Linked DNA regions of Homo sapiens: region 2 is linked to region 1. Evidence: chromatin contacts called from ENCODE Hi-C or POLR2A ChIA-PET data. All regions are on one chromosome and are shown on one strand. Each heading gives the region's core, a stretch centred on a gene start or an enhancer-like site at or near the end of the contact. The rest is flanking DNA. Distances are from core to core; before and after follow the strand shown. Region 1 has its middle 170 kb from the start of RDUR. Region 2 holds the start of NFKBIZ (NFKB inhibitor zeta).

Evidence for each region. A loop is a pair of places that touch in the nucleus more often than their neighbours do. ChIA-PET counts read pairs that join two places held with the same protein, here RNA polymerase II (POLR2A). Pooled maps may share reads with other maps.
Region 2: a map of CD4-positive, alpha-beta T cell shows a loop between it and region 1 (6-fold over the local background). The contact joins the promoter of NFKBIZ here to the enhancer-like site in region 1. A Hi-C loop is called at or near these places in 5 of 168 maps with a recorded cell type or tissue (CD4-positive, alpha-beta T cell, CD8-positive, alpha-beta T cell, MCF 10A and 1 more) and 11 of 50 pooled maps. POLR2A ChIA-PET finds 5 or more read pairs at or near these places in 16 of 52 experiments (A549, CD4-positive, alpha-beta T cell, CD8-positive, alpha-beta T cell and 10 more).

Annotation. Positions count from the first base shown.
Region 1 is chr3:102,112,638-102,116,465 of GRCh38, reverse strand. No RefSeq gene overlaps it. Among named protein-coding and RNA genes, the nearest start is that of RDUR, 170 kb to the right of the region's middle. Within about 2 kb of position 2,030, at least 6 of the 41 ENCODE cell types and tissues checked have a DNase peak (open chromatin) inside an H3K27ac peak, as active enhancers do; they include CD4-positive, alpha-beta T cell and CD8-positive, alpha-beta T cell, where a contact is called at or near this core.
Region 2 is chr3:101,847,289-101,851,116 of GRCh38, reverse strand. It overlaps NFKBIZ (NFKB inhibitor zeta), which reads right to left and starts at 1,603. Exons shown (of 12, transcript NM_031419.4): 1 at 1,200-1,603. The coding sequence starts at 1,488. RefSeq lists silencers at 1,705-1,876, 925-2,124 and enhancers at 1,618-1,912, 1,707-2,544.

The DNA.
Region 1 (3,828 bases), core at 781-3,280:
AGAAGTACTTCTGGGGTGCTGTTTGGGCCACAGAGGAGGGGTTTTTAACCCAATAGGACACATGCTTAGAATACAATGCCTGAGCCAAGTCTTAGAAAATAATTAGGAATTAACCGATCAATGAAAGGTAAGAAGGAACAGCGTAAGTAAAGGAAAACTTGAAAGTAATATATAACATGGTTTATCCCAGTTCCTAGCAGGAGACAAAGGTAATTTTAGGGAGCAAAGAGGAGTAGAGTAGTGTCGCCCATATGTGAGGTTCTTCCATCTTTGGAAGGCAGTGCATGACCAATACCCATACTTGCTCAGAGATCACCTCCAACCGTACAGGTAGCTGAGCCTAGTGGGGTGCTTGGGAAGTGGCAGTGGGAGAGCAGAGCCAGAAGCCAGTGAGCCCAGAAAGTCCACCCAGTCTTGAGCCTTGAAGCCAGAGCACCGGGGCCATAGCAGCCAGGAGAGACTGGCATGGAACAAAGCCTCTAAGGACTCCAAGTAAAAAGGAAAATCACAAAGGTGTTGATTAGTTCAATTCTTAGCGTGGTAGAAAACACAAACTTTCCTTGTATGTGCCATTTGGAAGGAGTCAGTTGATTCAGTCTATCTGAATGAGTAGGTCAAGGCAGGGGGAGAACATATGGTAGAGAACATAACCTGTGTAGACTCTGGAAACACATGCCTTCTTCCTTCCTAGAGTACGTATTTGGAGGAGACCCTCATTAGGAACTGGAAACAATATTCATTCTGTCTGGTCCTGCTCAGTTTATAGACTTTCCAGAATTAGTTAGGCAGCTTTCCTCTATCAGGATAAATGGATGAGGCAGGGAGAGCACTGAGGTAATGGGCACCTCGCCTATTTCAACAAGGGCCATCAATGGACATCTCTTTATTTACCAGATTCAGGACTAAGTAGTTAGCAGACGGCCTAAGGGCTATTCTGAAAGGCTTTTTAAAGATTGTTTGAGATTGATGAGGATCCACAGACCCCATGAAAAGTTAATCATTTAGTGTATTGTGTATCTACAAATGTACCTGACAATGTAGGGGCGGGGGATAGATTAATGATAAATAAATAAATGAGAAATGATTTCAAAAAGGAGAAAGTGCTCTGAAGAAAATAAAATATGGTAATGTTTTAGATAGGATGGGAGCAGTTACGTTTTAATAACAAACAATCCCAAAAATATCGTGTCTTAACAAAGTTGTGTTTTCTGTGTTTTGCTTTCTTACTCATGCATTTATACGCCACACATTGCCAGGGGATCTGGTCCATGTTGCTCTCATGCCTGGACAACACCAAGGGTAATGAGACTGCACCATCACATCACTTTTATGTCCTGTTGGTCAACACTTGTCCCAGAGTCCTACCCACCTGTAAGGGTGTCAAGAAAGTACACTTTTCCCATGTGTCCCAAAGGAGAGGAGAGCCACAGATGAGCACACAAGATGGAGGGGCAGGGGAGGCACAGCGGCTGACTAGGGTGGTCTAGCAATGGTGTTCCAAGGAGACAACATTTAAGCTGTGACCTGAAGGGTGAGAATAAATCCACTATGTGAAGGGCAGGAAGGGCACTTCAGGCAGAGGGAACAGCAAATGCAAAAGTTCCTTAGGTTAAAGCAAGTGTACAAGGAAATTAATGAAGGCCTGTTTGACAAGAGAGCTGTGAGGGAGGGGGAGAGTGGTAGTCAATGCAATCAGTGAAGCCAAATGATGAAGAACTTTGAGGTTCATGATAACAGACTTAGCTTTTATTCGACGTGTGCCCCAAACTCAAGTTCACTAATGTTTCCTCTTTTTAATGAAAGCAAAAAGCTATGCTTATATAACACTGAAAATAAAAATTCAGTTTTTGCTTTCCAGAATTTTCTGTTTCCCAGACTAAAATGAACCTTTATCTTTTTCATATTCACCTCAAGTTCACCTTTTTCTAAAACATTTGAAATACCGCAGAACATCGTGACAGGCTGTATAGTGTTTCCTGGAACTATTTACCTCAGTTCTGCGTTTTCTCAGGCCTCACGTCAAAGTCTTGATCGGCACCCAGATCTGTGCTCATAGCTGCTGACAGAACACACATTTTCTCAAAAGGCAAGAAAAAGGAAGCCACCATTCTGAGAAGAGAAAAAAAAAAAACTCTCCAGAGGAATATCTCTTCTCTATTAGAACCCAGTGTTTCTAGAATAGAGCCACATATAGAAAGCTTCTTACTCTTAAAGAAATTATCTAGATTGATTAATGTTCTAGTGTTTATTGAGTTTCCAGAGTAGCTGGAAGGTCAAGGGAGGTCTTGAGACCTTTATTTTTCATGCTGTTTATGTTTAACAAAAATTTCTTCAAATCCAAAATGTTGTCATCTGGTCTCTAACAAAAATAACAACTTAATAAAAACATTTGATAAAATCTCTGTGAACCTCAGGTTTTTCATCCATAAAATAGACATGACCAGTAATAGCAACAAAGCCAAACATTGAGATGACAGGGCTGCTGCTGAGTGGGCTCAGCCTCCTCACTTCGAGCCATGTTGACTGCCTCGTGGAGGCACCGTGAGCTTTCTCAGCGGTCTAGTGGAGAAGTGAACTCAGCCGAATGGCTTGCATGACACGAGGTGTTGCAGGCTGCTTCACAAAGGCCACTAACATGAATAGTGATCTGTCGGAAATTTGACCGAGCAGCTCACCTGATTAGAATGTATTGCAAAATAGCGACATTTTTGTTCAGACAACTCTGCTACAATATCCTTAATGTCTGCCCTGTAGTAAAGTATAATCATTAAATATGCAGACTTTGGAGTCAGTTAATCTGATATCCAGTCAGTTCACCCACTCACTAGCTGTCGATTAACCTCTCTACGCTTCATTTTCCCTTGTTTGAAAATGGAGATAGTAGGGTTTGTTTAATCAGGTTATTGGAAAGATTATGGCATATTTCCTGTAAACCTGTCAGCACAGTATGTGATCCATGGTAAGTCTCAGTAAACATTAACTTCATCATCATCATCATCAACCTTGAAAGGAGAAGAGTCACTACTTAAAAATCTACACATGACTTGGGAGTGTCGATTTTTCAGTTTCTAGCTATCAGGCTTAAATATTTAAGAATCATTCCAAAGAGTAAATTCAAATGGGGGAAGAAATGCTGAAACTTCCTCCTGACATTCAGTCTTCAGCATAAGGAATTTCTTCCTCATTTTTCAGTTTTTGTCCCTATTTGTTTGTCCATGTGTTTGTTTTTTCCTTTCCTAAGTTGAGATGGAGAATTTCTACTATGTCAGAAACCCTTTGTATCTGAAGTTTGTAACTGGACAACTCTAAGCCTTCTTTTCTGCTAATTCCAGCATTGCATAACACAACTGAAGTCAGATTCTACTTTCAAGATAATTCTTTTATTCTTTATAAAAATTAAATAATGTATGGTGAAAGTGTGTGTAAACAATAGGTTTCCATTAAAATGTCACCCATTATCATATTTATTGTTTCCTTAGATCCTTCAAATATCATAAAACATTGTCACCCACACTGTAAAGGTAACTGGGTTAACTAGTTTGACTAGTTAAAGGGAGGCCAATTGTGGGTTTTACTCTGTTCTTCCATCTCCAACATGAACTGCCTTTGGAACAGGTCATACAAACCAGAAGAGAAGCAATCAGCTATAGATGACAGCTAAAGAGCAGAGGTGCATAATTTACTCCAATGATGTCTTCCCCAAAACATAAATTCATAAAAATGCTTAAGATCACCATAGATAAATGTCAGTATGGCTCCTCTGGTTCAGTAGACAATAATCTCATAAGTAGCATATTCAGCTAAAATTAATTCTAAAAGTCCACAATT
Region 2 (3,828 bases), core at 354-2,853, 260 kb after region 1:
GATAAACAGTTCAATGATAGGGTAAGTGAAACATTAGTTGGCTTTATTTTTAAGTTTAGGGATTTCAAGAGATACCAGAATTGCCAGAATCTAACACAGCATTTTTCTGGAATGACAGCAGTTCATAATCCAACGTCACAGAAAGAAAAAAATGCAGTTTCAGAAATCCCCTGTGGCTGTGTGGTAAACCAAGGGACCAGCAGAACAGTTTCAGCCAGATGAAGGCCAAGTGGGTAAGAAAAGGTCCTAAACACATATTCTTTCTGGATCTGCTACGCAGTGGTTTAAATCGCTTTTCGCATGATTTTAAATGACTTAAAATGAAAATGAGATATCACTTTTTAAAATAAATGACAACCAAAACAGGAGTGGCTAAGAGTGGGAAACACCGGAAAGAGACGTTCTTTAAAATCATGCTAATTACTCTCAACGTTCAATTATCGAGGCGTTTTTCTAGCCTACCCACAGGGGCATCCTGTTTTCCCCCAAATTATGCAACTCGGTTCACTAAGAAAGGAAACCAATTCGCAGCCCATGAAAGATAACATTACGTCTTTCTCTGCTAGATATGGCTTATCCATTTTTTTTAAGGCACACACAACAAAAACAAGACCGCAAAAATTCCGGGCAGACTTCCGAAACTCGCCAAACTAAAGGCATAACTTGAGTTGGTTTTCAGCCCGGCTTCACCTTGATAACAGCAGTTTCCTTTTCTTTGACGGTCAAGTCTTTTTACTGAAAAATTCCATAAAAACTGAGAAATAAGTCATGACCTTTAACGCTATTCCCAAACCCTTATCCTCTGCTACAGCTTTCCACTAAAATATTCACAAGAAGAAAATTACACCTACATCAGACCCCAAATCTCATCATAGTTTATTAATTATGACTCAACAAAGCTGCTTCTTAGAGAGCGAGCGATCTCCTGGTCACTCGCCCGGCAGTCAGAGCTCGGCCGAGCGGTTTCTGAAGCCCCCCCGAGGCCCGCGGGAGGGAGCCGGTTCCGCGGGCCGGCGAAGGGCGTGTAGGTCAGGCAGGCGCCCGGCCCGGGCAAGGCGGGGAGTGGTAATTGATGGCTAAGGTGCGTACGTCCTAGCTCTAAGGAGGGCGCAGGGGCCACCCTCCATCTGGGGAGTCCCGCTCCCAACCTCCTAGGCGTGCGCGCCCCGAGTACGCAGCGGTGCGGGGCCGGCGGGTACCTGGCTGGCGCTCGGCGCGGGCGCCGCCTCTCGACCGGGACTCCACGGCGCCGCAGGAGGACACCGACGAGGCAGAGGAGAAGTCGGAGGAGTCGGAGCCGGGCGAGCCGGGCGCCGAGGGGCCCAAGACCGAGCAGCTGGCGTCGCAGGCGCCCGGGGCGGCGGCGGGCGGCGACGCGCCGTAGAAGTAGCTCAGGTTGAGCGGGCTGGTCATGAGGCCGCAGCCGCCCGCCGCGTCCCGCAGCCCCTCTCCGCCGCGGCTGTCGTCCAGCAGCTTGTCCACAATCATGCTCCCAGGCTGGGCGCTCGAGGACCCCGACACCTGCGCCACCGGCTCGCTGCGCGCGGCTGCCTCCCGGGCTGGCTCAGGGAGCTGTCGGCGGGCGGACGGCGCGGGCCAGTACGGGCGCGGCGCGGGACTGCCAGGGTATTTAACGGGCCGCAGCGCTCGCCGACCTCCCCGGCGCCCGGCCCGGCCATTGGCGGTGCCCGGGCCGCCTCCCAGCCCCTCCTCCGGATGCGTCCGATTTCCAGTAAAATGTACAGGATGAGGCAATGCGCCCTCCGCCCTCCGCCCTCGCCCCGCCCGCCCGGCTCCGCCCAGACCGACCGGTTGTTTGCCTGCCCTTCACCGGGAAACCCCGACAGCGCGCGGCTTCCAGCCTCCCGCTTCCCGCCTCCCGCCTCCCGCCTCCCGCCTCCGGGACCCCGTCCCTCGCCCGGGCCATCCCTGCCCTCTAGGCCCCCGCCGGGCCTGGGCGCCCGGGGAGAGGGCGCGCGGCGCAGGGCTGGGCCTGCAGAGGGAGGCGGGAGTCAGTGGAGGGAACCGGTTGGCCTGGTTCTTGGGGACTGGCAAGTCCTGGAAGGAGCGCGCCCCGCACCCCTCTGCCTGCCCCGGCGCGGCGAGCTGTTAGCCCAGTTAAGGCATCTCTGGAAGGTTCTTAAGGGCCTGTCTCCTCCGGCGCCCCAGCGTAGCCTCCCTTCTCAAACATAGCGTTTGTCGACGGTTTTAGGCAACATCCCGAACTGAAAGAGATGTTGGAGCATTTTTATGTTCTCAAATTATCTGCTGGGACGCAAATAATGTTTTAGGTGCAGCCATGAATAAAAAGTAATGCCACACTTCTGTATCCTTCAATACTAGAACAAAGCCATCTTAGCAAAATAATACACAAACATGTAGGTGCTGTAGTATATGTAGATATAACTTTTAAAATTCTGCATAGCTTTACACTATCTGATAAACTAACACAGTAATTTTGGCCTTTCCTATCTTGAATACTTTTTTCCAATGGATTTATACAACTATTTGTTCAAGTCCAACTAGCAAAAAATGCGGGAATGATAAGGTTAAGTACACACATGCTATGTTTAAATAAACCGATTATGATTAAATAACACGAGGGATACAAAGTTCAGTGAGCCACCTAAAAGGAGAAACAACAGGTCTGGTAGAGGAAAAAGGAGGTCAGGAGGAAAATCTTTGCAGGGGTGGTGGCATTTAAGATAGGTCCTAAAGGATGGGTGGGATTGGGGCCCACAGCATTTACAGAAAGAACAAGAGCAAAGAATTAAGGAGAGGGTTCATATTAGAGTGTATAGTCCCCTTTTACGATTGTCAAGAGGAGAAGATGGCATTAAATATAAAAGATAACTTGGTGCCTTTGGGTGGAGCACCTCCAGCAGCTGAGACACTGGAATTTTATTTAATAAACATTGAGAAAACATGAATTTTAGGTAGGCAAAATTAATCTGCAAGCAGTTGAGAGAAGATGAGGAGCCCAGAGGCCATTAGGATCCACTGCAGTAGCCCAGGAGAGAAATGACTGGGCACTGGGGCAGATACAGTGGGAAAGGAGAAAGTAAATTGACAGAAAGCAGAGCTGGGCAGCATTGCTAGGGCAGAACCCACAGGTCTCGCTCTTTTGGAGGGGGGGAGAAATGAAAGGGTCCCCAGTCAGGCCATGGCTTGGAGCCACGACCAGGTGAACAGGGCCACCAGCTCCAGATCACAAGGGATCACAGAGCAGAATGTTTGGGTTTTAGGACGAAGGGGGGGACACGATGAGTTTGGATTGTTACTCAGTATTAGTAGGTGGCATAAGACCCTGGTGGGGGTAGGTCCAAAGTAAATACAGCCATACCCCACAAAATGATGTTTAAGTCAATAATGAACTCCATGTACAATGGTGGTCCTGTAAGACTGTAATACCATATTTTTACTGTTTCTTTTCTATGTTTCCATATGTTTAGATAGACAAATACCTCTGTGTTACAGTTGCCTACAGTATTCAGTACAGTAACATGCTGTGCAGGTTTATAGACCAGGAGCAATAGACTATACCACAGAGCCTAGGTGACTAGCAGGCTAGACTATCTAGGTTTGTGCAAGTGCATTCCATAATGTTCAAACAACGACAAAATCACTTAACGACACATTTCTCAGAATGTAGCATCGTTAAGCAATGCATGACTGTATTTCCTTGTTTCTCACAAGTGTATTTCCCTAAAACTTCTTGCTGCCTCTCCCTCCAACTTTTTGATAACTTTAAAAAATAAAAAAGAAAACAAATCCCTTGGTTTATCTGTGGAAAACACAAGACTTCAGTAATTGCAATTCCTTGGAAAC